Regions from separate parts of the Homo sapiens genome. Here region 2 is linked to region 1. A link is a loop called in an ENCODE intact Hi-C map of the cell type or tissue named here. Cell type or tissue: mammary epithelial cell. All regions are shown on one strand. Links, peaks and the distances in the headings refer to the core of each region. The heading gives the core; the rest is flanking DNA.

Region 1 (16,055 bases), core at 3,533-11,532:
GCCTCAAAGCATCTGCCCCAACACAATGACATTCATTAATTACAAAGGGAAAACAGTAACTTTACAGTGGATAACATGGCAGACATCACCTTAAGCAACTGGTCATGGCCAGCAATCTGCAAAAATCCAATATAGTCAAATAGTATAAGCACTCATCTTAGAGTCATCTGTGTTCAAATCTCACTTCAAATTCCAAAAGCCACTTCCTGGCTGTGTGACCTTGAGCAAAACTACTTAATGACTTTGAAGTTTGGCTTTCTTATTTGGAAAATAGTGATTATATCACCTGCCAACCCATAGGGTTGGTGTGAAATTTAACGTGAGAAAATTCACTCCAAAGTGCCGAACATTTTGCCTAACAAAGCAGATGACCAATAAATGTTAAATAAGTTAATTCCCTAGTTTGGTATTAAAAGCCCTCCTAATTGGCCTAATTCTTCCCCGCCTTCCTCCCAACTAGTATCTTCCCCTCAGTTTTGCTCTCCATGCTGCCACCAATGAGTCTCCTCTAAGACCTGGCACCATGCCTCTTTTTAAAAACACTACAAGCACTCCCCATAGCACACCAGTTAAATGCAAGAGTTTTAGGATTAGATGTGAATCTAAACCTGATAATCATAATAAATTCACAGGCCAAAATAGAAGCTTTTTAAAGTATCTGCTATTTTCACTAATCTATGCCATTAAAAACACTATCAGGATAGAAAACTGAGTTTGCCATTTTTACCAATTTAGTAAGTAAAAATTCTAGGTAAGTTCAAAATTTAACTTCCATTGGGAGTTTACTTCACAGTAAATTTACACTTTTGAACTCCCTTCACTTTATGCCAATGACAACAAATGAAAGTGAGATCTCACCTTTCCTTCCTCGAGGTGAAGCAGGAGGACTTTATCTCCTGGCTTATAATCTTTGAGCAGCTCTGCTGACTTCCAGACTTCCTCTGGATCAGGTATCCAAACCCTGGCAAACTAGAAGACAAAAAGAAAAAAATTTAAACTAGCAAATCAATTATTTTACAATCATATATAAACATATGATAACTATTTATAATTAAACAATTTATGAAAAAAGAAATCTTGGCCAACATGAAATTCACTTTTTTTTTTTTTTTTTTTTTTTTGAGACAGAGTTAAGCTCTTGTTGCCCAGGCTGGAGTACAGTGGCATGATCTCAGCTCACAGCAACCTCTGCCTCCTGGGTTCAAGCAATTCTCCTGCCTCAGCCTCCTGAGTAGCTGGAATTACAGGCGCCTGCCACCACACTCAGCTAATTTTTTTGTTTTTAATAAAGATGGAGTTTCGCCATATTGGCCAAGCTGGTCTCCAAACTCCTGACCTCAGGTGATCCACCCGCCTCAGCCTCCCAAAGTGCTGGGATTACAGGTGTGAGCCACCACGTCCAGCTGAAATTTACTTTTTAAATTAGTAAACAAAAAATATTTTAGCTCTCATAGCACCACCATTCCCAAATTATATAAAAAGTGTGCTCTGAAAAAACAGTTATGATCAAAGCTTGACTTTGCTTTACACAGTAAATGCCACCTGAAAGTATAATTTTAGGTTAAAATGTACACATAAGATCTATTTTTGAAGCTATGGTGTTGTGGTTCTGCCAGTTTCAACAGCACTGCCATCTTTTTATGGCTGGGTTTACAATTTGGATTTTTTTGTTCTTTCTTTTTCTTTTTTTTTTTTTTTTTTGAGATACAGTCTCGCTCTGTTGCCCAGGCTGGAGTGCAGTGGCACGATTTCGGCTCACTGCCACCTCTGCCTCCCGGGTTCAAGTGATTCTCCTGCCTCAGCCTCACGAGTAGCTGGGACTACAGGCATGTGCCACTGTGCCCAGCTAATTTTTGTATTTTTAGTAGAGACGGGGTTTCACCATGTTGGCCAGGCTGGTCTCGAACCCCTGACCTCGTGACCCACCTGCCTCAGCCTCCCAAAGTGCTGGGATTACAGTCATGAGCCACCGTGCCCGGCCCACAATTTGGATTTTTTTATGGTGGTTTGCATCCTGTGCTCTGCAAAGCCTTAGTGATTTCTCAGACATCCTTCAGGAGCCATCACAGTAGGGAGAAGAGGAGAATAAAAATAACAGATTTTTTAAAACTGAAGAAACACGGTTGTTCAGCATTTTGCCTTCATTATTTTATAAAGATGAGTGGGAAATGGTAAAAATGGCACAGCCAGTCACTAATAAGCTTAGCTCCTGTAGCCTCAACATCATGAAAAAGGCATGGTAATCATCAGGGATTCCCAAAGCAGCAAATATTTTGCCTCAACTAGATACTCCCTGGACATAAGCCAGAAGATTATGTGGTCAATTTTGAAGAAAAAGAACAAAATATACTAACATGCACAAATCTTTCGAATACCACATTGAAGAAGTGTTTTTATGTGCTTGGACTCTCTGGGAAGAAATTTCCCTTTAAAACACACATACACTAAACCTAAATGCCCATTTTCATGAACAAATCACATATGAAAACAGGAATCCTAGATTCAGCCAGCAAGGGAAAGACATGACACAATCAATCATGGCTGGCATGGGCCAGACTGAACCCGGTCTCTGGCCTGTATCTGTATCCTCATTTCATGTAAATTCACCTCTAGATTTCATTTTTAACAATAATCAGGGTACTAATTTACTTGGAGCTTTGAGAAGGAGCATTTGGATTTGAGTATGTTAAATATGGGGCAACTTCCCAAAGAACTGTGATAATGTAATGACTATTCTAAGTACTGGGCACAAAGTTCTGGAAGCTTGTAACAAGGTCATTCCCAAGTACAAGAGAAATTTATATGACCCAGTGATGAACTTACAGATAGGAGAAAGCGAAAAGAAAGTGGGTGAACGAAAGTACAGGTAGATCTGAGATTCAAGATAATTTAAATTAAGAAAAACATTTCAGCATGCCATGCCACTGTCCTGGATATTACGTTAACCTCTTTTTTTTTTTTTTTTTTTTTGAGACGGAGTCTCACTCTGTCACTCTGTCACCCAGGCTGGAGTGCAGTGGCACGATCTCGGCTCACTGCAACCTCCGCCTCCTGGGTTCAAGTGATTCTCCTGCCTCGGCCTCCCGAGCAGCTGGGACTATAGGCACATGCCACCACACCCAGCTAATTTTTTTCTATTTTTAGTAGAGACAGGGTTTCACCGTGTTAGCCAGGATGGTCTCGATCTCCTGACCTCATGATCCACCCGCCTTGGCCTCTCAAGGTGCTGGGATTACAGGCATGAGCCACCATGCCCAGCCTATGTTAACCTCTTTACTGACAAATATTTTCAAGCCTTCCTATTGGGAAGCTGCTGTGGTATATTGCCATAGTTTCCAAACTACTAGATTTCATGGCTGGTAAAATTTTTTACTTAAAGTTTGGGGACTGATATAAGGTTATTAACTAACTTTTAGTCTTGACAAGTAAGATTATAAAACCATTAATTATTGGCAGCACTTACAGACAAGTAGAGGCTAAAGCCCTCACACTCAGCAGAGGCAACATAAATACCAATTTACTGTCTAATATCACCATCGTTTTACAAAATAAAGGACATTTTAACAAGAAAACAGTAGGACAAATAGCCATCACAGTTTTTTTGTTTTCTGTTTTTCTGACACAGAGTTTTCCTCTTGTTGCCCAGGTTGGAGTGCAATGGCATGATCTCGGCTCATTGCAGCCTCCGCTTCTGGGGTTCAAGCGATTCTCCTGCCTCAGCCTCCCAAGTAGCTGGGATTACAGGTGCCTGCCACCACACCTGGCTACTTTTTTGTTGTTGTTGTATTTTTAGTAGAGACAGGGTTTCGCCATGTTGGCCAGGCTGGTCTCAAACTCCTAGCCTCAGAGAGTGATCCTCCCACCTTGGCCTCCCAAAGTGCTGGGATTACGGCGTGAGCCACCACACCTGGCCTGGCCATCATAGTTAACATACAAATCCCTTACCATGTTCTACAAGGGCCTTCATGACCTGTCCTTTCCTTCCCCTGCCAACCTCTAAGCCGGCACTATGCAGATCTTATTTTAGTTCTTCAGGAACACAGTTTTGTTTGCTCCTGTCTCTAGACCCTGGCTCTTGTTAAGCCCTCTATAATGTACTTCTCCCAGATCTGCTTATGTCTGCCTCCTTCTCACTTATATGATAGCTCAAATGTAAACCTCTTCAGAGAGGCCTTCCCAGACCTTTCTAGCGGAAATCAATCCAAACTACTATTACCATTCTCTATTTTACATTCTTCAGCACTCTTATTCACTATCTGAAATCACCTGCTGTTATGTTCTTGTTTGTTTACTTATTTACTATCTCTCTTCCTTCATTAGAACATAAGTTCTGTGTCTGTGTTGTTCAACACAGCAGGCAGTACTTAGAACAGTACCTGACACAGAGCTGGTGCTTAGTAAGAACTTATCGAAAGAAGATCAGAATAAAAGGCATCTCTTTAAATTGAATATAAGTAGCATGATTAAAAGCTCGCTCAATTGCTTTAATTTTCTCTTATTATTACCAACACATACAAACTTTTAATCTAAACAGTTTGCAGAGGAAAGAGTATGGAATTAGACTATGGGTTCTACTCCCAGGGCCACCAGATGGGCCTTGGCCTTTATTTCAGGCAACAATAAAATGAGGATGACAACAATAGTCTTCTAGTTTATTGCAAAGGCTTACGCACATAGAAACTTCATGAAAAGTATAAACCAATATATAAGTACAAGGTGGGGTTGTTACTGTTTTTCCCATAGGAAGTGATTTCTAATGTCATATATCAAACATGTTACTGAAATTTGTTTTACAACTTTTTTCCCAGGGACACAGTCCATAAACTGAGTAATATCTGTACATATCACTAAAGCCTTACTCATGTAATAAATATTTCTATGTACTAACTGCTCCCACTCTGAAGCTTACTTTACAAAGACAGCACTTTTGTAGCTTTCTCTGGAAGGCACTACTGGTTCCAGAAAAGATATATAAATATAAAGAGATTAAGAGTCGGGCTGGGCACAGTGGCTCATGCCTGTAATCCCAGCTCTTTGGGAGGCTTAGGCAGGCGGATCACTTGAGCTCAGGAGTTAGAGACCAGCCTGACCAACATGGTGAAACCCCGCCTCTACTAAAAATACAAAAATTAGCCAGGCATGGTGGTTCGTGCCTGTAACCCCAGCTACTCAGGAGGCTGAGGTGGGAGGATTACTTGAGCCCAGGAGGTGGAGGTTGCAGTGAGCTAAGATCAAGTCACTGCACTCCAGCCTGGGCAACAGAGCAAGACTCCATCTCAAAAAAAAAAAAAAAAAAAAAAGAGAGAGAGATATTCAGAATCATGAAATGACCTATCACCTTGACTGATGAAAACACAAAAAAGGAAAATGTGTCCAAGTGAGTTTGTAGAAGCATGACTGACCAGTGCCTAAACATGAGGAGACTTTAAATCTAGAAAGTGCCTTCATGTTCTGTGTTAGTAGGGAGCTCCAGCTCAGATTTCCACAAGTATTTTGCAAAAAGTAGATACTTTGCCAAAGACCAGATTTCCAAGGGCTAGATGTTAACAACACTTACAGATAAGCAGTGGGAGGATAAGGCCCTCATATTCACCAAAAGCAAGATATTTAAACACTGAACACCACCCTGATAACCAATTTCCTCTTTATCTTAGCTTTACCTCTGAGGAAAGCATCCAAGGAGAAATAGGTCAGAAACCATTCTATTATTACCATTGCCTTTCTGTGGTTCTTTTCCATCTTAACCAATGAGATCAGTGACTCTGCAGAAACAACTATGCCAGAAGGGGGTCAGTTTGAGGATATATACCTTAGATGCTGAAACAGGGAAATCTCAACCTGATATGCCACTTCCTACTGCTTTCATCACTTCCAACCCTGCCTCCCCCAGGCCGCAAAGCAAATACACATGGCAGGAATAGAACTAAACTTGTCCAGTCACATCCGGTGAGAAGACTGGGGGAAGGCAGGCAAGAAGACAAGGCCACTGGAACGCATGAGGAACCTAGAAATGGGACACAGTGTGAGTCGGGCAGGAATCAGAAACAAGGATAGACACTGCCTACTTAGTCTGCAGAAGGCCCTCCTGGTGAAAAAGAAGCAGTTAGAAAACAATAACCCTGGCCAAAGTGAATCAAACTGGACACAGCCCCAGCAAGGCAAGGGAAAGCCCCTGTTGAGAGACAGGACTAGCTGGATTTCCTAGGCAGACTAAGAATCCCTAAGCCTAGCTGGGAAGGTGACCACGTCCACCTTTAAAGATGGGGCTTGCAACTTAGCTCACACCCGAGCCATCAGAGAGCTCACTAAAATGCTAATTAGGCAAAAACAGGAGGTAAAGAAATAGCTAATCATCTATCGCCTAAGAGCACAGCGGGAGGGACAATGATCGGGATATAAACCCAGGCATTCCAGCCGGCAACGGCTACCCTCTTTGGGTCCCCTCCCTTTGTATGGGAGCTCTGTCTTCACTCTATTAAATCTTGCAACTGCACTTTCTTTTGGTCTGTGTTTGTTACGGCTCGAGCTGAGCTTTCGCTCGCCGTCCACCACTGCTGTTTGCCACTGTTACAGACCTGTGGCTGACTTCCACAGGGTGGATCCAGCAGGGTGTCTGCTGTACTCCTGATCCAGCTAGGCGCCCACTGCTGCTCCCGATAGGGCTACAGGCTTGCCATCGTTCCTGCATGGCTAAGTGCCCGGGTTCGTCCTAATCGAGCTGAACACTAGTCAGTCACTGGGTTCCACAGTTCTCTTCCGTGACCCACGGCTTCTAATAGAGCTATAACACTCACCGCATGGCCCAAGATTCCATTCCTTGGAATCCGTGAGGCCAAGAACCCCAGGTCAGAGAACATGAGGCTTGCCACCATCTTGGAAGTGGCCCGCCGCCATTTTGGAAGTGGCCTGCCACCATCTTGGGAGCTCTGGGAGCAAGGACGACCCGGTAACACTGTCATGTAGCTGGATTCTGTCATGATTAGCTAACAAAGGGTTAGGCTCTCTTTCAGTGATCCCCGTTTCCTCTTCTCCACTCACACTACTCTAGATCTAGTCCCTCATTATCTTGTGAGAGTCTCTCAAACATCTCACTTATGCTACCTGAAACCTTATTTTAGTTATTTATGAATCTACCTACCTTCCATACCAGACTATATACTCTTTCAAAGCCATCTTTGAATCCCCTTTGAGGTCAGCCAAGTTCCTGGCCCATAGTTTGTGGGCAGCACATATATGTTGATTTTATTTAAGACTGAGATAAGGTAAGGCAAGGAAAAGAGGTGAGAAAAATTGGCAACATTCCACAGGCTTAGCTCAGGATTTTCCATGAAGCCATACCAGAGTTTGAGGCCACCAAGCAGGGTTGAGATGGGGCATGAATCAGAGGCTTAAAGAAGAGAGACTCATGAAGTAGTAGGTAAAGAAAAAGTAAATAATGATGTAGAAACTGGTAGGAGAAGGAAAAAGAAGAGCCTGAGATTTGAGGTATTGGGATTAAAGAAAAAACCTAGGGAGGGAGAAATGAGAAAATAAACCTAAACTACATAAAATGTAAACACACATCAAAGATTTGTGACAATTCAAATGAACCACTTGACAAAAAATCAGGATGAGAATAAAATGAAGACGGACTAAATTTTATAATAGCTAAAATCTGAGAAAATAATGCTAGCACAGATTTAACCTGCATAATAGCTTGCAAGGAAAATAAAAGACATCTGTCCTTCCACAATACAATTTAATGAGGCCTGCCTGGCAGCAATGAGGTAATTTTGACAGAGTCTAAAAGAAGAGCACTAGAAAGGCACGTTCAAGGGACATGCTGGCACTGGAACATGCCAGAGAGAGGCACCAAGCAGTGTTGGCTCACCCAGCACTGCCCTTGCACCTCCTTGGGGGTTACACCCAGCCTTGCATGTTTAAGGAGGCACCAGCCATCTTTTTTTTTTCTTTTTCTTTTTTTTTTTCTGAGATGGAGTCTCGCTCTGTTGCCCAGGCTGGAGTGCAGTGGCACAATCTCTGCTCACTGCTACCTTTGCCTCCCAGGTTCAAGCGATTCTCCTGCCTCAGCCTCCCAAGTAGCCGAGATTACAGGCATGCACCACAACACCTGGCTAATTTTTATATTATTAGTAGAGACGGGGCTTCGCCATGTTGGCCAGGCTGGTCTTGAACCCCTGACCTCAGGTGATCTGCCCACCTCGGCCTCTCAAAGTGCTAGGATTAAAGGCATGAGTCACCGCACCTGGCCCACCAGTCATCTTTCTTTTGGTATCTTACCATGATGACAACACTGAAGAGGCCCTTGATTGATGCAGATGACTCACTGGAAGTTTTGCTAACTTGTGTTTTGTCTGTCAAGGAACACTGAGGGTGTGGGCACCAAAAGCAGTTGCTTCTGATGCCCCAGACACTTTTGGGAACAAAACTAACAGCATTAACAGAGTAAACTGACCAGCCCTCAAAACCCAAAGAATTTGACCCATATGATCTTCTCTCTTCTCCCCCTAACTCCCATATACATTATTTGCTTTATAGCACATGTGCACATCTTTATTAGCTTCTGTATTAAATCATGAGCAGCTTGGCAATTCAGAATCGGCCATGGCTCACTTTCGATAGCCCATTGTGAATGTTTGCAAAAATGAGTGCTTTATGTCACAATTCAATCAAGCATATTACAAAAACTAAGTGCTCCTCTGGGCTTTGAACTAAAGCAGGGAAGAAATCCTGAAACGTCACCAGTACCCCCTCCTCTGAAATCTGACATTAATGCGGATGTTACACATGATTACTAAGTAATTCATATAGTCTTTAGAGCATGTTTTTGGTATAAAAAATTCAGGAACTACTATTCTAAAAGCACATGATGAGCTCCCCAGAAAAAAGGAAACAAAAATTATTAAAGAAACTAGGAAATCTAGAAAATTGCCCCCCTTAGTAATGGTGTATTTTGTATTTTTTAAATTTGTTATGAAATATGTCATACAAGAGGATGTGTGTGTGTGTGTCTGCATGTGTGTGTATACATAAATAATTTGTTGAATGAAAGAATGACGTAATGAACTTCCATATGCCCACCACTTAGGTTCATAAGTAGAACACTACTTACGCTATTGAAGGCCCTTGATGGAATATATTCTTAAACATTTCATCCTGCTCCCCACCAATTTTCACTTGCCACTTCTATTCTCCAGTCACAGAAAACTATGGGTTTGCTATACCCTGAACAAGCCATGCTGTTTCACACTTGTAAGCCTTTGCTGTAGCTGTTTCCTCCATCTGAAACACAATCTCTTCCCTCTTCAGCAGCAAGCTCCTATTTATTCCTCAATTCTGTGTTCAAGTGCCACCTCCTCTAACAGGCTTTTCCTGACTTCTTCTCCTCATTTGGCTCTCCATTCTCAACATCTCTATTACCTTATACGATCTTCTGCTAGAATCCTTATCCCACTAAATGATGACTTTGGGTGCCTATCTTTAAAGACTGTGAGCTCCTTGCAAGGAGAGCTGTATCTTTTTCAACTTTGTCTATTCAGCAGGGACTGCCCATAATAATTTTTCAAAAAACTTTTGTTATATGAGTGTTCTTAGCTTCCAAGAGGGTGGACAAAAAGAATTATCGGTCTTACCAAACACTCCCAAAATCTTCTGAAAGGCTCTGTAATTTCCAGAAACAGAGAATATGCATGATGCATTAGACAGTTATGTAAGAAATATTTGTGTGACAGAAGGAAAAAGAGCTAGGCATGTGGGGAGCAGAGAAGTAATGAGAAATCCTTTTCTCTCCTCCCACCCCCGACAAACCCACAACTCTTCCCTTCATGTTCATGTGTTTAGAGTGGAAGCTACCCCAAACCTCCAGAACAGAGATTCAGTCCCCACCCAAACCCTACCACAAATTCCTTCCTCAGAAGGAAAAGAAATGCTGGCGCCACCACCTCCACCAGCCATCTCCTGGAGCAGCAAGGAGGGGGACAGATGGGAAGAAAGGAAAGCCAGAGGGTCTAGATCAGGGCAAGGGGTCACAGTAAAATGGGTGTAAGAGAAAAAAGGGGTGTGGAGTGCTGAACACATGGTGCATTCTGGGTAGAGTCGAGAAGTGAAGAGCAGAAGTGTCCTGTACCTCACTGCAGCGTCACAGAAATGCTGCCGAGGAGCTGAATGACAACCAACTCTGCTTGACAGGACTTAGCAAAGGCTTATAAGGAACCAGAGCTAACATTTATTGAGCACCTTTTGTGTGCCAGTAGAGGCCCAGGTATTTTACATGTATAATTTCATTCAAATAATCACAATAACTAACCCCAGTACTAACCCATTTTAACAGCTATTGAGGCTTAAACCTTAAACATGATAGAGATGAAGTTCCAAGTCTACTCTAGGAGCCATACATTCTTTCTACTCCACTATGCCCACCCATTGTTAAAACAGTTTTTTTCTTTTTTTTTTTTTTTGAGATAGAGTCTTGCTCTGTTGCCCAGGCTGGAGTGCAGTGGCACGATCTCGGCTCACTGCAACCTCCACCTCCCAGGTTCGAGCGATTCTCTTCCCTCAGCCTCCCAAGTAGCTGGGACTACAATACAAGTGCATGCCACCAATCCTGGCTAATTTTTAGTAAAGAAAGGGTTTCACCGTGTTAGCCAGGACGGTCTCGATCTCCTGACCTTGTGATCCGCCTGCCTTGGCCTCCCAAAGTGCTGGGATTACAGGCGTGAGCCACCGTGCCTGGCCAAAACAGTAGATTTTATTATGAAGGAATTCCCCTCCTCCACCCCCAAATTGTTCTTGGTATCATAATGAAAACAGCTATTAAACTGGCCCATGTCATCTGGTGAAACTTAAGAATGTCTCATCTAAGACAACATGTCAAAGCCATGCCAATCAGCTTGCCATCCATCCTGCAGTGTTCCAATGAGCTCTGACAAGAGAATGAAGGCTCTACCAAAAATGAGGTTAGTCAATAACAGCAAAAAAACAATCTGAGGATGCTGAAGACTAAAATTTTAATGAATGAGCTCAGGTTCATGAACTTCTATAAATGAACAAAATCATAGGGTTGACTTAAAATTTTTATTTTTTTGCTGACTCTGCAAGTTACCTTGCATATACTGTGAAATGTACCTGGTTTAAAAGTAAATCACGCTTCACTTTGGGAGGCTGAGGCGGGTAGATCACGAGGTTAGGAGTTCGAGACCAGCCTGGCCAACATGGAGAAACCCCGTCTCTACTAAAAACACAAAAATTAGCTGGGCATGGTGGTGGGTGCCTGTAATCCTAGCTACTCGGGAGGCTGAGGCAGAACTGTTTGAACCAGGGAAGCAGAGGTTGCAGTGAGCTGAGACTGGGCCACTGCACTTTAGCCTGGGCGACAGGGCAAGACTCCATCTCAAAAAAAAAAAAAAAAAGTAAATCACACTTTGGGAGGCCGAGGCGGGTGGATTGTCTGAGCTCAGGAGTTCAAGACCAGCTTGGGCAACATGGTGAAACCCTGTCTCTACTAAAATACAAAAAATTAACTGGGAGTGGTGACACGCACCTGCACAGTCCCAGCTACTTGGGAGGCTGAGGCACAAGAATTGCTTGAACCTGAGAGGCGGAGGTTGCAGTGAGCCGAGATTGTGCCACTACACTCCAGCCTGGGCAACAGAGGAAGACTCTGTCTCCAAAAAAAAAAGGAAAATCAAGTTCAAGTCAGCTCCCTCCAGACACTGAAATTATCATTTTAAATTTAGGAAGAAAACAAGAACTTGCAAATTGATGGATATGCTTTGTCACCATTAAGTAGCAAAAATTAAATATTCTTATTTTTCTAAAATTTTATGTGAGATGACAGAGCTTTGGAATGAGTATTTTTAGACACTGTAGTTATTTAACATTCGTGTAAAGATTATTTTCAGAACTAGATCTCACTTCTTAAGAACAGTGTTAATATGCATATCAAGAAAAATTAGTATTTCCATCTATAATTAGCTGGTGGTATTTTAAACCACAAAATTCTAAATAATTAAAATAATCAAAGGTAAAACAGAATCACCAACAGGGAAGCGAACTATATAGGTTGTATTCATCACAGGACTTTGATCAGGATAAAGAAAAGTCCTAACTTTACTTAACCTCATAATATGCTTTATAATTATTATTAAAGAAGTTCCTTATTCAACAAAACACTTGAGAGAAGTTAGATAACTTGCCCCAAAGTCACTCAGCTAATAAATGGCAGAAGCAGAATTCAAACCGAGAAAGATCTCTGATTTCAAAATGATTAGGTTGTATAAGGAAGAATAAGAAAAACACAATCTCATTGAATCACTTTCTCCTGATTGGGACCAAAGTTGCTCAACTAAGCAAAACAACTCACACTTTCCTATCATTTTCAACACTTGTTCTCAATGTAGAAAAAAGTATTAAATGGAAGTCATATTAAATATGTACAGGCCTCTTTATATAGGGGTCTTCCTCCCACATAGACTATCTATCACCCTGATAAATGATGTAGTGATGAAAGAAGTCATGGGTAATTTTTTAAATTTTAACTAAAATGTCTTAACATGGTAAGATTTAAGGAATCATGGCATTAAACATCAAACAACACATACATTATATGAGACAATATGGATAAGGTGCCAAAACAGTACCTGGGAAATAATAGACAGGTGCCGGTATGTATTTCCCTCCCACTTATAACAGGCAGCTCCCTTTGTGTTGCTCCCCAGCTTTGGGAATCGACACTTCTAGGTCTTTTGCTAACTTGGGAAATGACACAGTTTGGATATTTGTCCCTGCCCAAATCCCATGTTGAAATGTAATCCCCAATGCTGGAGGTGAGGCCTGGTGGGAGGTATTTGAATCATGTGGGCAGATCCCTCATGGCTTGCTACTGCCTTTGTGATAGTGAGTTCTCGTGAGATCTGGGCATTTTAAAATGTGTTGCAACCTCCGCCCACCTTCTCTGTCTCTTGCTCCTGCTTTTTGCCATGTGATGTGTCTGCTCCTGCCTTGCTTTCCACCGTGAAAGCTCCCTGAGGCCTCCCTAGAAGCAGATGCCGCCATGCTTCATGTACAGCCTGCAGAACCGTAAGCCAATTAAACCCCTTTTCTTATAACTTACCCAGTCTCAGGTCTTTCTTTATAGCAATGCAAGAATGAACTAACACAAAAAATTGGTACTAGGAGTGAGGGATTGCCTCACATACAGATAACTGAAAATGTAGAAGCAACTTTGGAACTAGGTAACAGCAGAGGTTGGAAGCATATGGAAGGCTCAGAAGAAGACAGGAAGAAGAAAGAAAGTTTGGAATTCTTAGAGACTGGTTAAATGGTTGTGACCAAAATGCTGATAGTGATCCAGACAGTGAAGGCCAGGCTGAGAAGGTCTCAGACGGAAATGTGGAACTTAGTGGAACTGGAGCAAAGGTCACGTGTGTTACGCCTCACCAAAGAACTTGGCTACAATGTGGCCCCCGCCCTAGGGGATCTGTGGAACTGAACTTCAGAGTGATGATTTAAGGTATCTGGCAGAAGAAATTTCAAGGCAGAAAAGCATTCAAGATGTGGCCCGACTGCTTCGAACAGCCTACACTCAGGTACAGGAGCAAAGAAGCGACTTAAAGTTGGAATATATATTTAAGCAGGAAGCAGAGCATAAAAGTTTGGAAAATTTGCAGGCTGGCCATGTGGCAGAGATAGCTTTTGCAAGAGAGAAATCCAAGCAGGCTGTGGAGCAGCAACCATTTGCTAGAGAAATTTGCATAACTAAAAGAGAGACAAGTGCTAACAGCCAAGTCAATGGGGAAAAGGCCTGGAAGGCATTTCGGAGACCTTCCCAGCAGCCCCTCCCACCACAGGCCCAGAGGCCTAGGAGGACATTATGGTGTAGAGGGCCAGGCCTAGGGCCCCACTACCCTGCACAGCCTCAGAGCTCTGCTTCCTGCGTGCTGGCTGCTCCAGCTCCAGCTCCAGCCAAGGGTCAAAAAAGCCGGGGTACAGCTCAAGCTGCCACTTTGAAGAATGCAAGCCATAAAGCTTAGCAGATTCCATGTGGTGTTAAGCCTGTAGGTGTACAGAATAAAAAGTGAAGAACGTTTGGCAGCCTCCACTTAGATTTCAGAGGATGTATGAGAAAGCCTGGGTGCCGAGGCAAAAGCCTCCTGCAGGGGCAAAGCCCTCATAGAGAACCTCTACTAGGGCAGTGCCAAAGGAAAATGTGGGGTTGGAGGCCCTATACAGAGTTGCAAGGGGGCATTGCCTAGTGGAGCTGTGAGAAGGGGGCCACCATCCTCCAGATCCCAGAATCGTAAATCCACTGGCACCTTGCACCTTCAGCCTAGAAAAGCCACAGGCATTCAACTCCAACCCATAAGAACAGCCCTAGGGGCTGAACCCTACAAAGCCACAGACAAAGAGCTGCCCAAGGCCTTGGGAACCCACTCTTTCTATCAGTGTGCCCTGGATGGGACGTGTAGTCAAACAGGATTATCTTGGATCTTTAAGATTTAATGATTGCCCTGCTAGGTTTCAAACTTGTCTGTAGCCCCTTTCTTTTGGCCAATTTCTCCCTTTTGGAATGGGAGAAATGTCCATACCCCACGGTATCTTGGCAGTAGTCAACTTGTTTTGATTTTATGGGCTCAGAGGTGGAAGGAGAAAAGTCTCAGATAAGACTTTGGATTTGGACTTCTGAGTTAATAGTAGAATGAGTCAAGGCTTTGGGGGACTGTCGGGAAGGTGTGATTGTATTTTGCAATGTGAGAAGGACATGAGATTTGGAAGGGGTCAGTGGAGGAATGATATGGTTTGGATATTGGTCCTCACCCAATCTTATCTTAAATTATAATCCCTAATGCTGGAGGTAGGGCCTGGTGGAAGGTGTTTGGATCATGGGGGCGGCTCCCTCATGGCTTGGTGCTGTCTTCGTGATAGTGAGTTCTCGCAAGATCGTTATCACTCACTCACACTCTCGCTCTCTCTCTTGCTTTCTCTCTCCCCAATCCTTGCCATGTGATGTGCCCACTCCCCTTTTGCCTTCCACCATGAGTGGAAGCTTCCTGAGGCCTCCCCAGCCATGGTTTCTGTACATCCTGCAGAACCATGAGCCAATTAAACCTCTTTTCCTTATAAATTCCCAGTCCCAGGTATTTCTTTATAGCAATGCAAGAACAAACTAATACAGAAAACTGGTAATGAGGTGTGGGGCATTGCTATAAAGATACCTGAAAATGTGGAAGTGGCTTTAGACCTGGGTAATGGGCAGAGGTTCAAACAGTTTGGAGGGCTCAGAAGAAGACAGGAAGATGAGGGAAAGTTTGGAACTTCCTAGAGACCTATTGAATGGTTATGACCAAAATGCTGATAGGGATATGCACAGTGAAGGCAAGGCTGAGAGGGTCTCAGATGGAAATGAGGAACTTATTGGGAACTGGGGTAAAGGTCACTCATGCTATGCTTTAGGAAAGAGACTGATGGCATTGTGCCCTTGCTCTAGGGATCTGTGGAACTTTGAACTTGAGAGAGATGATTTAGAGTATCTGGTGGAAGAAATTTCTAAGCAGCAAAGTGTTCAAGAGAATCAATCTGGCTAGATTTAAGAAGATGTACGGAAAAGCCTGGAAGTCCACACAGAAGCCTGCTGCAGAGGCAGAGCCTTCATGGAGAACCTCTAGTAGGGCAATGTAGGAGGGAAATGTGGGGTTGGGGCACTGCCTAGTGGAGCTGTGAGAAGATGGCTACTGTCCTCCAGACCCCAGAATGGTAGACAGTGACAGCTTACACCATGTGCCTGGAAAAGCCAAAGGCACTCAATCCCAGCCCCTGAGAGCAGCTGTGGGGTGGGGCAGAGCCCTGCAAAGCCACAGAGGTGGAGCTGCCCAAGGCCTTGTGGGCCCACTCCTTGCATCAGTGTGCCTTGGATGTGAGACAGAGAGCCAAAGGAGATTCTTTTGGAACTTTAAGATTTAATGACTGTCCTGCTGGGATTTAATGACTGTCCTGCTGGGTTTTGTACTTGCATGAGGTTTGTAGGCCCCTTCTTTTGGCTGATTTCTCCCATTTGGAAA
Region 2 (16,055 bases), core at 5,328-13,327, 58 kb after region 1:
CAGCACATTAGTTGTACACATGATCAAATACATTCTATAAAGCAAATATGTGAACTCTAAAGCAATTACAAATATCAAAATTCTGCTGCTGGTGCTAGTCCCTAGACCTAGGCTTTAAAACAACAAAATTAATTATACAAGAACTCTACCATAAAGTACATAGAAAGGCATACTCTGACATAACACACATTTGATCAGAAATGTCTATGTTTACCTTAAACATATGAGTGAAATAATAAAATGGTTGTGATTTGCCTTAAAATCTTTCAGAAGAAGAAAATGTTGGGAAAAAGAAGAAATGAAGCAAATGTGCAGAAGGCTGTTATTTGTTGAAGCTGCGGGCTTGGGGGGATTTGTTTTACTCTTCTCCTTACTTTGTGAATGTTTCAAAAACTTTTCAAAATAAAAAGTTTAAAAAGCTAAACTAAAAAGTATAAATGACACTTAATAACAAATAATATTTAACAATTTCTCTTTCTTAAAACGCAAAACTCTCTGGGGAAAGATGAGATAAATCAGTAACAACTGCCCATGGGAGGAGGCATTATAGCAAGATTTCCACAGCAAGCAGTTGTCAATAGCATAACTAAATTTAGAACCTTAACTTATCTTCTACATGGCGTGTACATGCACCATTAGACCAAAGTGTAAAAGTAAAACTGCAGAGAATGAAGATAAACCTTCCTTATACCACATAGAAAAATTAACTCAAAATGGACCAAAGACCTAAATGTTAAGAGCTAAAACTGTAAGACTCTTAGAAGAAAATACAGGAGGAAAACTTCATGATACTGAATTTGGCACTGATTTCTTGGAGCTGACACCAGGAGCACAGGCAATAAAAGAAAAAGGTAAATAAATTTAAAACCTCTCTGCATCGGCTGGGCGCGGTGGCTCATGCCTGTAATCCCAGCACTTTGGGAGGCCGGGGCGGGCGGATCACGAGGTCAGGAGATCAAGACCATCCTGATTAACACAGTGAAACCCCGTCTCTACTAAAAATACAAAAAATTAGCCGGGCGTGGTGGCACGCACCTGTAGTCCCAGCTACTCGGGAGGCGGAGGCAGGAGAACTGCTTGAACCCAGGAGGCAGAGGTTGCAGTGAGCCAAGATCGTGCCAGGGCACTCCAGCCTGGTGACAGAGCAAGACTTTGTCTAAAAAAAAAAAAAAAAACCAACCTCTGTGCATCAAAGGGCACAATCAACAGAGTGAAAAGGAAACCCACATAATGAAAGGAAATATTTGCAAATCATATATCTGATAAAAGATTCATACCCAGAATATATAAAGAATTCTACAACTCAGCTGTGCATGGTGGCTCACACCTGTAACCTCAGCACTTTGGGAGGCCAAGGCAGGAGGACTGCTTGAGCCCAGGAGTTCAAGACTAGCCTAGGCAACATAGTGAGACCTGTCTCTAAGTAAATTTAAAACAAAAATAAAAGAATTCTACAGCTGAACAGCAACAATGATGAACAACCTGATTTTAAAATGAGCAAAGACTTTGAATAGACGTTTCTCCAAACAAGATACACAAATGGCCAATAGGCACATGAAAAGATGCTGAACATCATTAATCATTAGGGAAATGCAAATCAAGCCTACAATGAGATACCATTTCACTCCTATTAGAATACCTACTATCAAAAAACTAGAAAATAACAAGAGTTGGACAGGATGTGGAGAAATTAGAACGATTGTGCCCTGGAGAAATTAGAACCTCTGCACCCTGGTAATGTAAAATGGTGCAGCCAGTACGGAAAACAGTATGGTGGTTCCTCAAAAAATTAAATATATAATTCCTATATAACCGAGGAATCCCACTTCTGGTTATATATCCAAAAGATTTGAAAGCAAGGTCTCAAAGAGATGCTTGTACACCCATGTTCACAGCAGCATTCTTCACAATAGCCAAAGGATGGAAGCAACCCATGTCCATCAATGGATGAATAGATTAAACAAAAATGTGGTGTATTTACTCAAAAGAATATTATTTGGCCTCAAAAGAGAAGGAAATTCTGAAAGATGTCACGACATGGATGAACCTTGAGGAAATTCTGAAAGATGTCACGACATGGATGAACCTTGAGGACATTACGCCATATGAAATAAGCCAGTCATGAAAAGACAAATACTATATGATTCCACTTATATAGGGTACCTAGAGTAGTCAGATTCATAGGGAGAGAAAGTAGAATAATGGTTGCCAGGGACTAGAGGGAGTGGGGAATAGGGAGTTATTGTTTAATGGGTACAGGGATATAGTTTTGCAAGATGAAGAGTTTTAGAGATTGGTTGTACAACAATATGTTGTTGTTGTTGTTGTTGTTTGAGACAGGGTCTCATTCTGTTGCCGAGGCTGGAGTGCAGTGGTGTGATGATCACAGCTCACTGCAACCTCAAACTCCTGGGCTCAAGCAATCCTCCCACCTCAGCCTCCCAAGTAGCTATAACTAGAGGTGCAGCCACCACATCCAGCTAATTTTTTTATTTTTTGTATAGACGGGGTCTCACTATGTTACCTAAGCTGGTCTTGAACTCCTGCGCTCAAGGGATCCTCCTGCCCCAGCCTCTCAAAGTGCTGGGATTATAGGTGTGAGCACCATGCCTGGCCTGGTTGTACAACAATATGAATGTACTTAACATTACTGACCTGTACACTTACACATGGTTAAGATGGTTAACTTACGTTATGTGTATTTTACAATTTAATTTTTTTAAATTTAAGTATACATTTACATTCTAAATATTTATTAAACGCCCAACCATCCAGCTGTTTCAAAAAAGGCACATCTCCAAAGATGACCTACGATGATAACTACATTGGGCCTTGGCTGTTGGATTATTCCTACCAAGTTGAATTAAGAGGGACTTAAGTAACTCATTAATTAGAACTTCATTACTAAGGTACTGAAGGATTTCATTGCATAGAAAATTAATGCATGTGGGGGTCTACAATTTTTAGTAGGGTTCTGATGTTTTCTATTAATATTTTGTTTTTATAGAGTCTTTAAAAAATAAGAAAACCCCACATTTCCACCTACATCATAATATCTAGTCACAATGACACTGTACCAACTCTAGATAATTAAAGCCAGCTTTTGCTCAGAGATCCCCGCCAGGGTTACCTCCTGAAAAGCAAGTAATGAACACTAAGCCATGTATTTTTTATTGGATTCTCTAAAGTAACATGAGTCAGGCTCCAAGTGTCAGAAGATCTGTCTCATGCTAACAAAAACAAAGATATTTACTGTTTAATCCCCTTTTATCCAAGTACATCAATGTTCTTGGCAAACATTAATCAAACGGAAATTAAGGCATATCCTCAGGATATATGAAGGCATTGGGCTTTCAAAAACTCATACACGAAGCATCTAGATCCAACTACTAATTTACAAAGCAACACATTGAACTACACCATGGCAACATAATTAGCAAAAACTGGACTGCGGGAAACTATGCAGGAAAAATGATCCAGTTTTTTCAACAAAATAAATTTCAAGGAAAAAAGAAAAGAAAAAGAGATAGAGTACGAACCTATAGCTTGAGACTTACAATAAGTGTCAACCAGTTGCAATACCTGAACCTTGATTAGAACAAAGTAGACAAAAAGAATATGACATTTATGAGACAATAGGAAATGCAAACACTGGCTTGATATTTGATAATATTAAGGAATTATAAACATTTTTAGGTGTCACAATGGTTTTGTGGTCATACATAGATATATAGATTTTTTTAAGTGCTTATGTTAGAGATAATCTGTCAGGGATCCCCAGACCACACCCAGGTTTGGTGATTTGGTAGGAGGGTTCACAAGACTCAGCATATAACTGTACTCGTGGCCAAGATTTATTACAGCAAAAAGACACGGAGCAAAATCAGCAAAAGTAAAAGGTGCATGACATAATGTTTAGAGGAAACCAAATACAGGTTTCGAAGAGCCCTCTCCCAGTGAAGTCACACAGGATGGGCTTAATTCCCCCAGCGGCTAGTTACAATAATGCTGTCTACCAGAGAGGCTCATTAGGGACACATTGCTCAGTTTTTACTGAGGACAGGTTACATAGGCAAACTCTGTATAGCACTTACTAAGATTCCAGACTCCCAGAAGGAAAGCAAGTATTCACCACAAACCATGTAGTTTGCACACAAAGCTTAGGTACAGTACACTACTACTAGTTAGGGTGGTTGAGAACCCTCCCAAAATCCAAGTTCCCAGATGCTCGCCAAGGGCCAACCTTGTAAACAGGCCTTCCAAAGGACAGCAATCAGGCCTGCTATGCTCTTTTCTGCACAGATACACAGTGGAATATCTGGGATGAATTAACAGTATGTCTGGGACTTGCTTCAAAATAACATGGAAAGGCAAAATGAGTGAGGATATAGCTGACATAAGATTGGCCAGGAGTTGATACTGTTGAAGTTGGGGCCCGGGCACATGGGAATTTATTGTACTGTTCTTTCTACTTTAGTATATATGTGAGATTTTCCCATAATAAAAAGTTTTGGTAGTTTTTAAACATAGGAGAAAACTCAGAGATAGTGCTTAGGCTATGAGTCAACAGAGCCTATAGGCTGGTGGGGATGAGAATCAGAATTTATAGAACCCTTAGTCTATCACCAAGGCCTGAGGGAAGAAAGGCCTGAGGTGCAGGCCATATGTGAAAAAGGCTTTTGATTGGGACTCTCAAGAGTTAGTGAACATGTTTTGGAAGATAGAGATAGAAAAGGTAGCCTTTTGTCCAAGAAAAACTAAATCTCAGAGCCGGAAGTTTGAGAGTAATTTAATTATAGCCACAGATTAAGTGGCTAGCAAATGATCTTAAATAATCTATGGAGCATTGCAAATGAGATGTATAATACTTTGAATCATTAATTCCAGAGCTATAAAATAAATATGTAGCCACTCTTTCCCATAGCACATTAACAAAGAATGGAGAATGTTTCTTCCATTTCAAAAATTTATTACTGGAGCTGGGCATGGTGGCTCACACCTGTAATCTCAGCACTTTGAGAGGTCGAGGCAGGCAGATCACTTGAGGTCAGGAGTTTGAGACTAGCCTGGCCAACACCGTGAAACTCCGTTCTACTAAAAATACAAAAATCAGCTGGGCACGGTGGCGGGCCCCTCTAATCCCAGCTACTCGGGAGGCTGAGGCAAGAGAATCGCTTGAAGCCGGGAGGCAGAGGTTGCAGTGAGCCAAGATCATGCCATTGCACTCCAGTCTGGGCGATAGAGCGAGACTCAGTCTCAAAAAAAAAAGAAAAAAAATGTATTCTTTAGCACTGATACTTGCTTATACAATAATATTATACTCTAGAAGACATTAGGCTCAGTGTGTCTAAAACCTTGACAACAAGGTCCACACACTAGAAATACCGTGCATTCTGAGTTACTGTTACACAGCCTCCATAGACAAGAATTGAAGGAAGTGAGGGAAATATAGGAAAAGTATATTCTTTATCTGAAACTATAATCTGTATTCAATAATAAATTATCTGAAACAAAAATATTACGAAACCATATTTTAGCTTGTATCATACAAGAGTAGAAAAAAACAACTAAAAGCCCAAGAGCAAACTACGAGCACAGCAAGCTTCACTGCCTGGCCCCTCGCTCCAACACCCCACAATCTGAGATGTCGACCTGTAATAGACAGAAAAGAATGAGGCAGGGAGGACCAGAGCAAATCAGCAATACAGAGTCAAACATGTTCCCTATATCATATGAAGGAAATACATGTTTATCACTGAATGGTGTCATCTTTGATCTCCAAACAAAAAGCATTAATGACTCATCATCAAAACATTCCCTATTACTAAGGATGGCTTTTCACTAATCCACCCATAATCTGCTATCCAATATGAACAAAAATATAAGATGAAATTTCTGGCTGGGGACCAGAACAAAGCCCACAGATGTACAAGGGACCAAGGGTCTTCTTGGTTCTGTGCTAACACCCACAGATCTTTCTTGCCAATGGAAATCATTTAGTATTGGGTTACAAATATACTATAGTATTTAGTCACAGAGGTCCTTCAAAATAACATTATGATTAAATAAAAGATCTAATGTTATTTCTTGTTTTTTGTTTTTTGTTTTTAATGGAGTTTTGCTCTATCGCCCGGTCAGGAGTGCAGTGGCACCATCTCGGCTCACTGCATTCTCCCCCTCCTGGCTTTAAGAGATTCTCCTGACTCAGCCTCCCGAGTAGCTGGGACTTCAGGCACACACCACCACGTCCGGATAATTTTTGTATTTTTAGTAGAGATAGGTTTTTGCCAAGTTGGCCAGCCTAGTCTCGAACTCCTGACCTCAGGTGATCCACCCACTTTGGCCTCCCAAAGTGCTGGGAATACAGGCATGAGCCACTGTGCCTGGCCTTTCTTGTTATCTATTATCCTAGGTGCTAGGTGCCAAGCTACGGGCAAGTGTTAAGGATTCCGCTGAATTTATCTACCTGAGCACTTCAATACATAAGCAAGAACAGCTATTGCATAGACTTTACAATAAATGTTAAAGGTTGGCAATAACATAATTCTCAACAATGTCCTATTGGCAAATTAATTTTCCTTCTACTATCTACAAGTTTCAATGTTAGCTAGCATTCATTCTTGAGATATATGATATATATATATCCATATTTTTTGACATATATCAAAATATATTTAAGCCTAAAATACTAAAAAAATTAAATTGACTTTAAAATGGCCAAAATTCAACTATCCAAAGCAAACCTAAGTGTCCAGTAACAAATGAATGGATAATGAAAATGTACTATACATATACACAATAGAATACTACTAATCAGCCTTAGAAGGAAGTCTTGTCATTTGGGACAATGAATGAACCTGGAGGACATTATGTTAAGTGAAATAAGCTAGTCACAGAGATATAAATACTGCATGATTTCACTTATATGTGGATTGTAAAAAAAAGTCAAAGTCATAGAAGCAGAGAGTGAAATGGAGATTACCAGAGGCTGAGGGCCAGGAACATTGAGGAACTACTGGTCAAAAAACACAAAATTTCAGTTAGACAGGAAGAGTAAGTTCCAGAGATCTATTGTACTTCATGATAATCAATGGTTAATAACAATATATTGTATATCTGAATATTGTTGACAGTAGATTTTGTGTTCTCATCACAAAAGAAAGTGAGGTAATGCATATGTTAAACAGCTTGATTTAGGTATTCCATAGTGTATACATATACCAAAACATCATATTGTAAGCCACAAATATATACAGTATTTACTTGTCAATTAAAATAAGTAAATAGATAGATAAATAGAAGTTTAAGAAGCAAAAATGGACTCTGAGTGGTCAAAAGAGAAGGCATAAAGTCCTTGCATGCATTAAAGCTTTTCTTGAGAGAGAATCCCTTGTTTTCATTCAAAAACTCTACCTCTAGTCTTATTTTATAATTTTATCTGTTATACAGTTTCCAAGTTCATCTGAGTTTAAGTTAGAAAATTCATGTTGTCCTCAGGGTGGGGAACATCACACCCCAGGGCCTGGCGTGGGGTGGGAGGCAGGGGGAGGGATAGCATTAGGAGAAAAACCTAATGTAAATGATGAGTTAATGGGTGCAGCAAACCAACATGGCACATGTGTAACAAACCTGCACATTGTGCACATGTACCCTAGAACTTAAAGTATAATTTTTAAAAAAAAGAGAAATGAAAAAAAAAAAGAAAATTAATGTTGTCCTAAGTAGCATAAACTGGCCTGAGTTAAGCTAAGGCAGGCAAAGAAGATTATAAGGATATAGGTCCCTTCATGAAGTCCAAGAACAGGAACAGTGCTTCAGACAGGACTGGAAGCAGGGCTTAGATGGCTCATCATCCCTCTTGGTTTCTCATCTCTGCTCATTTGTGTATATCTGCCCCCTGTGCTTTCTAGGCCACATGACTGGTAAAAGATGCCCACTGCATAGCTCCTGAGCTTCAAGTTTACAGGTGTAACTACAGAAAGTAAGCTTCCTCCCCTGGAAACGTCCCAGGAAATGGACACGGAATGACTAGGTTGCCACTCCTGGTCCAGTCCCTTGTGGCTGAGGTGAAAGAGGAAGTCGAGTTATAAAATGGCTGGGGATTAAAGAAGGTTCTTAAAATCTAGGAAGACCCTCCGAAGAGTATTCATTAAGGAAGAAAAGCTGTGAAAATACAGGGATCTAGAGGAGCTTTGAAAATATAACAAAAAGTAAGGGTTTATGACATTATCATGAAGGACGCAGGCCCTCCAAATATTTTGACTTGAGGTATATGGGCAAATATCCCATAACACCTTAGTAGACTATGAGGGCTTCATTGTACTATTGGACTATTGATGACTCAACACTGAGAAAAGTTTAAGTTCTATTCAATATACACTTTGAGAAGAATGCAATGCCTCCCTCAGTCAACCCCATGAGGTGCTGTGAAACTGGAATGCCCTTCCTTCAGGGTAGTCCTGAGTTGGCACAATGGGGATGGGCCTTTACTAAACCTGTGCAACAACCAGTCAGTCACCGATATAGGCTGCCCTGCAAGAGGGTGTGATCTTAGTTGAAACAGCTTTTTTTTTCAGACAGAGTCATCTTGCTCTGTCACCCAGGCTGCACTGCAGTGACACAATCACGACTCACTGCAACTTCCACCTCTCAGGCTCAAGCGATTCTCCCACCTCAGCCTTCTGAGTAGCTGGGACTACAGGCATGCACCACCATGCCCGGCTAATTTTTGTATTTTTAGTAGAGATGAGGTTTTGCCATGTGGCCTAGGCTGGTCTCAAACTCCTGAGATCAAGGGATCCACCCACATCAGCCTCCCAAAGTGTTGGGATTACAGGTGTGGGCCACTGCACCCAGCCCGAGAAAAAAATGTTAAAAGCAGCTGGCAGCAGATGGAATGAGGAGTCAGGATGGCAAGTCTCAACAAATTTCAAAAAATATACGCAGATATTCATTGTTCACAGTGAAATTATGCTAGAAGTTGAGAGCAGATGTCCTGAAATAGCTTAAATAAATAAATAGATAAATAAATAAATAAATAAATAAAATTTAAATATTTAAAAGAAGAAATTGGCTGGGTGCGGTGGCTCACATCTGTAATCCTAGTGCTTTGGAAGGCTGAGGCGGGCGGATTGCCTGAGCTCAGGAGTTCGTGACCAGCCTGGGCAACATGATGAAACACTGTCTCTACTGAAATACAAAAAATTAGCCGGGCGTGGCAGTGTGCACCTGTAGTCCCAGCTACTCGGGAGGCTGAGGCAAGAGAATCGCTTGAACCCGGGAGGTGGAGGTTGCAGTGAGCCAAGATCACGCCACTGCACTCCAGCCTGGGCAACAGAGTGAGACTCTGTCTCAAAAAAAAAAAAAAAAAAAAAGAAGCAGAAGAAGAAATTGAGGGCAGAAGGATAACTTAAAAACTGCCAAATTTTTGGAAATAAAGCAATTTCTTTATGAAATGATTCACAGAAAAACTATCAAGGGAAATTAATAAATAAATGAAAAATAATAAAAATTCAACATATCAAAACCTGAGGAATATAGCCAAAGTGTTGCTTCGAGGGAAATTTACATCCTTAAATCATATATTAGAAGCAAAGAAAGGCTGAAAAGCAATGTCTGAGCATTCATTCCAAGAAGCTACAAAAAGAATAGCAAATTAAACTCAAAGAAAGTAGAAAAAAGAAAACAACAAAAACTCATAATCAGCAAACTAGAAAATAATTGTACAATAAAGAAAAATCAACAAAACCAAAAATTAATTATTTAAGAAGACTAATAAAATTATAAAACACTAGTTTGTACAGATATAATCTATGTAAACAATTCCCTATTGCTGGACATCTACGTTATCTCCACTTGGATACACTATTCCACAGCACTGACATAATCATCCTTCCAATATTCATTCATGCTTATTTCCTGAAAATAAATCTTAAAATTATGACTGTTAGCTCAAAGGGTGTAAAAAATTCTAAGGCTTCTGATACATATATTGTGTTAAACTGCCCTATAGAAAGACTGAACGAATTTTACTCCCACTAGCAGTTTGTGATAGTGTTCATTTCCCTAAGAAATAAGTGTGATTTTAAAAAATATTTATTAATTTGTTTGGTTAAAAAAAAACCTCTTCATTTTAATGTGCATTTCTTACATTACTGAGTTGAACACTTCCTCAATGTTTACAGGCTAAGTTTCTTTTGTGAATTGCCTTAGTGTTTTCTATTCTTCTATTAAGGTGTTAGTCTTTCTCACAGATATTATTACTTTTTATATATTGATATTGAGCCCTGAACCAAAGAATTAAAAATATTTTCCTGTTCTGTCAGATGGCCTATTAATGTCCTTTTGAACATGTTGTTGTTGTAGAGAGCTTGAAACTGTATATTCTTGTCAATTTTTTCCTTTATGGTTTGCCTTCATTTGATGTTTAGAAGTACCAACCCCATACCAAGATTATTATGTGAATACTCACCCATATTAACCCCTAATGGAATAGCAGTGGTAAAGACTTGATGAATTTCTACAAATGTCTTGCTGGCTCAGGAATGTAGTCAGGAATTCCATAAAGCATATCAAATGTAAGATATCATTTAAGATTTTTAAAAACTAGAGCTACTACTAGATTCTAGGCTTTGTGGGGCAGAGCCAAGGCAAGGCAAAATTGTGATGTGACTGAAATTGCTTTTAGTGGCCCAAAGTATCTCCTTTTTTCTTTGCCCTTTTACTCCTGAAGCAGCTTCTCCTCCATCCCCAGTTCTAGCTACCTATCTCATTCTCAGTGAAGGAAGGACTGATACTTGTTTACCATAAGACATTAAAGATATTTAAGCTTTTAAAATAACAACTTGCAAAGAGGATGGCCAAGAAAAGGTTAGAAGATTCTGAAGCATTAATGGATTTTCTTTTTTTATTATTATTTTTAATTGTGGTAAAATACACATATTTACAACCTTTATCATTTTTAAGTATACACTTCAGTGGTGGTATTAAATACATTTGCTTTGTTGTGTAACCATCACCACCGTCTGTCCACAGAACTTTTTCATCTTCCAAAACCGAAACTCCATATCCATTAAATGAACGCCCCATTTTCCCCCTCCCTCAGCCACTAGGAGCAACTATGCTACTTTGTCTCTACCGATTGTACTACTTTAGGTACTTCATGTAAGTAGAATCACACAGTATGTGTCTTTTGTGACTGGCTTATTTCACATGGCATAATGTCATCAAGGTTATTCATGTTGAGGCATCTTTCAGAATTTCCTTCCTTTTTGAGGCTGAATAATGTTCCATTGTATAAATACACGACATTTTGTTTATCCATTCATCCACCAATGGACACTGGGTTGCTTCCATCCTTTGGCCATTGTGAATAATGCTACTGTGAACACAGATGTACAAGTATCTCTTTGAGACCTTGCTTTGAATTCTTTTGGGTATATTCCCAGAAGTGAGATTGCTGGATCATATGGTAATTATCAGTTTAATTTTTTTAGGGGGCCGGGCACAGTAGGTCACACCTGTAACCCCAGTGCTTTGGGAGAACAAGGCAGGGGGATCGCTTGGGTGATCAGAGGATTTTGAGGGTTACAGTGAGCTACAATCACCCCTCTGCACTTCAGCGTAGGTGACAGAGGAATACTGCCTCTTAAAAATAAAAAATAAAATAAATAAAAATTTGAGGAACTGACATACTGTTTTCCATAGTGGCTGCATTTTACATTATCACCACCCGTGCACAAGAGTTCCAATTTCTCCACATCCTCTTCAACATTTGTATTTTTTTGTTTTTGTTTTGTGTGATAATAGGCATGAAATGATATTTCATTGTAGGCTAGATTTGCATTTCCCTAATGATTAATGATGTTCAGCATCTTTTCATGTGCTTATTAGCCATTTGTATATATTCTTGGAGAAATGTCTATTCAAATCCTTTGCCCATTTTTTTTTTTTTTTTTTTTGAGATGGAGTTTCGCTCTTTTTACCCGAGCTGGAGTGCAATAGCACGATCTCAGCTCACTGCAACCTCTGCCCCTAGGGTTCAAGTGATTCTCCTGCCTCAGCCTCCTGAGTAGCTGGGATTACAGGCGTGCGCCACCAGGCCCAGCTAATTTTTTGTATTTTTAGTAGAAACGGGGTTTCACCATGTTAGCTAGGCTGGTCTCAAACTCCTGACCTCAGGTGATCCGCCCGCCTCGGCCTCCCAAAGTGCTGGGATTACAGGTGTGAGCCACCATGCCTGGCCTCTTTGCCCATTTTTCAACAGGGAGTTTAATAGGGTTCTTTGGTTGTTTGTCGTTGAGTTGTAGAAATTCTTTATGGATTTTCTTTTATTTGTAGCCTTTCTTAGTACCCTCCAAATCAGTTCATTCAGGTAGCTTTCTCCTTTTCTCTCCCTTCTCTCAAAAAACGTTCTTCTTAGTTCATGCCTAATCCAAGAGGCTAATCCCAACACCAAAAAATGGATCAGGAGTGAGGCATCTCAATTCTAAAAGCATCAAACAATGCTTTAAATATATTATAAAATATATTTAAATATTGTTTGTATTGTGTGTATACACAAAATCAGAAAACTTTTTTTTTTTGAGACGGAGTCTTGCTCTGTCGCCCAGGCTGGAGTGCAGTGGCAAGATCTTGGCTCGCTGCAAGCTCCGCCTCCCGGGTTCACGCCATTCTCCTGCCTCAGCCTCCCGAGTAGCTGGGACTACAGGCGCCTCCCACCAGGCCCGGCTAATTTTTTTTGTATTTTTAGTAGAGATGGGGATTTACCTTGTTAGCCAGGATGGTCTCCATCTCCTGACCTCATGATCCACCCGCCTCGGCCTCCCAAAGTGCTGGGATTACAGGCGTGAGCCACCGCGCCCAGCCAGAAAACGTTTTTTTTTTACTCAAAAATGTCTCTTTGAAATACCTTTGGCCAGGTGTGGTGTCTCATGCCTGTTATCCCACCATTTTGGAAGGCCAAGGAGGGAGGATCGCTTGAGCCCCAGGGCTCAAGACCAGCCTAGGCAACATTGTGAGGCCCCGTTTCTACAAAAAAATACAAAAATTAGCTGGGCGTGGTGGTGTGTCTGTAGTTCCAGCTGCTTGGGAGACTGAGGTGGGAGAATTGCTTTAGCCCAGGAGTTCAAGGCTGCAGTGAGGTATGATTGTGCCACTGTACTCCAGCCTGGATGACAGAACAAATCCCTGGCTCTAAATAATAAAAATAAAAATAAGATAAAATTGAAAAAGGAATATATTTGTTTACACTACTTGAAAAAAGAAAATATTTGTTTTTTTCTGATTATAAAAGAATGTATGTTGATTATAACAATTCAGATATTACATAATTGAATAAAGTATTAATAGAAAATGAAAATCTCCCAAAACCCTCTTGCCCACAGAAAAAAATATTTTAAGCAGTCTAAACAGTCTAGTATAAACTTCCATAACATAGGCATACACACAGACACACACACACATACATATACTACACACACACACACACACACACACACACACACACTGTATTTTACTTTTCTCTATTTAACAATATATCCTAGACATTTATCCATATTAATATGAGATGCTGTTAATTATCTTTTTTAAATAGTGGTCAAGATAGTATTTATATATATAAACTAATATTAAATTTTTGTTTGGGAGGCCAAAGCGGGCAGATCACCTGAGGTCAGGAGTTCCAGACCAGCCAGGCCAGTGAAACCTCGTCTCTACTAAAAATATAAAAATTATCCGGGCATGGCGGCACACACCTGTAATCCCAACTACTCAGGAGGCTGAAGCAGGAGAATTGCTTGAACCTGGGAGTCAGAGGTTACAGTGAGCCAAGATCGCGCCACTGCACTCCAGCCTATGCAACAGAGTGAGACTCCATCCCAATACATATATACATACATACATACATACATAAATTTTTGAAATTCACAAAACCTGACAAAATGGATTCTAATTAGATCAGAAGTACTTCAGGGTCTAACACTGAACAACAGAGAGTAGAGACAAAATATAAAATAAAGCTCGTAATTATTCTGTATCATTTGTACATAAGATCTAAATATTTAATAGTGCTGTAATTGCAGACTTGCCATATTTACCTATAGTGCATTTACAAACTCTCTTTCTCACTCCAAACCAGAAATAATATAACCTCTGACCATACCACATCTATAGAAGTGTCTGATCAGTAAGGCCAGCCATTTCCAAAACTTTTAGTAAGAGAACAGAGAGGATACCAACCTAGTTGACAAATGTAAAAGGCAGATGAACACATACAGGGGTTTGCAAGTGTCAGCCTCCATTTAAAGTAATCAATTCTCTCATTGTGCCATTAGTAAATAACATTTTGGTTGATTTCTTCAGTTACACAAAGAATTAGTGTCTTCCTTTATGATTAAGGAAACAGAGATTGCCTTGTAAGTCTCAGCAAACGATACAAATTTAAGTACAAGTTGAAATCCTGTCATTTGGAGCAACATGGATAGAACCAGAGGTCATTATGTTAAGTGAAATAAGCCAGGCACAGAAAGACAAATATCACATGTTCTCATTCATATGTGAGAGCTAAAAAAGTAGGTCTCATGAAGACAAGAGAGTAGACTGGTGGATACCAGAGGCCAGGCAAGGTAGCAGGGACGGGGAGATAAAGAGAGGTTGATTAATGGGCACAAATATTAATATACAGTTTGATAGAAGAAATAAGATCTAGTGTTCAACAGATCAGTGGGATAACTACAGGTTACAATAATCTACTGTATATTTCAAAATAGCTAACAGACTAATTTGAATGTTTCTAGCATAAAGAAAAAACAAATAGGGAAGGTGATGGCTATCCCAATTACACTGATTAGATCTTTATAAATTATATCAATGTATTAAATTATAACATTACCCGCAAAATATGTACATCTATTATGTATCAATAAAAAATAAATTTAGGCTGGGCATGGTGGCTCACACCTGTAAATGCCAGCACTTTGGGAGGCCAAGGTGGGAGGATCTCTTGAGTCAAGGAGTTCAGGACAAGGAGTTCAGCCTGGGCAATATAGTGAGATGCTGTCTCTAAAAAAAAAAATAAAGAAATTTGCCAGGCATGGTGGCGCATATCTGTAGTTCCAGCTACTCAGGAGGCTGAAGTGGGAGGATCACTTGAACCTGGGAGGATGATGCAGTGAGCTAAGATTGTGCCATTGCACACCAGCCTGGGTGACAGAGCAAGACCATGTCTAGGAAAAATAATAATAAATTTACAAAAATAAATTTTAGAAACAACAAAACTGAATGAAATAAAAACTGAATCAAAAAAATTAAGTAAGTGGAAACTTATTATGTTCGTCTCCTGATATGGTCAAATTTTCTTAATTTCCTAACTACTTTTTTTCCACAAGGGTCCTATGTATTTTCTCACTTCTAAGAGGTATTATCTACCTCTACTTTAACTTTCCATACCAAATGAACAAATTTACCAAACATTTTACCATTAATCTAAAACTTAACAGGAATGGGTTAGCACATGATCGACATTGCTTTACCATCAACTTCACATAAGTGTTCAGAAACCAGGCGGAAGTGAAACCCTAAGTTGAAGGAGCTTTTAACGCTTGCATGAAAATTTTCTAGACCTTCAAAGGCTGTTGCTGCTGTTTCTCCTTCTTTTTTTTTTTTTTTTTTTGCCTTTTTAAATATCTTGTTCTCTTCTTTCCCCCACTGAAATTCAAGAATTTGCAGATACCATAAACTTGGGATATCCTAGAAACAACCATGGTTAGAAAACTGATATGTTTCTACACACTCATCCTTTAATTGATGTCCTCCACCCACTCACTCTTACTCATACCCAGCTAGCTTCTCCCATATTATTGAAACTTCAATCCTTGCCTCTGTCATGTTCAGGTTTCTAAGCCTGGGGAAGATAACACTTTAAAATGCCGTAAGTACAGTGGGAAAGGACTGAGGAGGTAGCCAGAAAACCTAGAAATTATGACTAGGACTGGATTCTTTGGCATTAATACCCATGTTTTGCAATGTCCAAAGCATGACTAGAATTGATCTTTCAC

Evidence for each region. Hi-C counts contacts between places; a loop is a spot of excess contacts. Peaks named below come from ENCODE experiments on the same cell type or tissue, not always from the same donor. Only the 100,000 strongest peaks of a DNase experiment are listed, where the experiment ranks them.
Region 2: a loop joins it to region 1, with 2.2 times the contacts of the local background. A loop is called at or near these places in 6 of 110 quality-filtered maps.

What each region holds. Positions count from the first base shown.
Region 1 is chr15:52,432,317-52,448,371 of GRCh38, forward strand. MYO5A (myosin VA) reads right to left here. Exons shown (of 42, transcript NM_001382347.1): 2 at 859-969. Among named protein-coding and RNA genes, the nearest start is that of MYO5A, 89 kb to the right of the region's middle. In mammary epithelial cell, for the core only: no CTCF peak of the experiment used is centred there; a DNase peak (open chromatin) is centred at 8,305.
Region 2 is chr15:52,488,404-52,504,458 of GRCh38, forward strand. All of the region lies in intron 1 of MYO5A (myosin VA), which reads right to left. Among named protein-coding and RNA genes, the nearest start is that of MYO5A, 32 kb to the right of the region's middle. In mammary epithelial cell, for the core only: no CTCF peak of the experiment used is centred there; a DNase peak (open chromatin) is centred at 8,548; H3K27ac peaks cover 1,456 bases.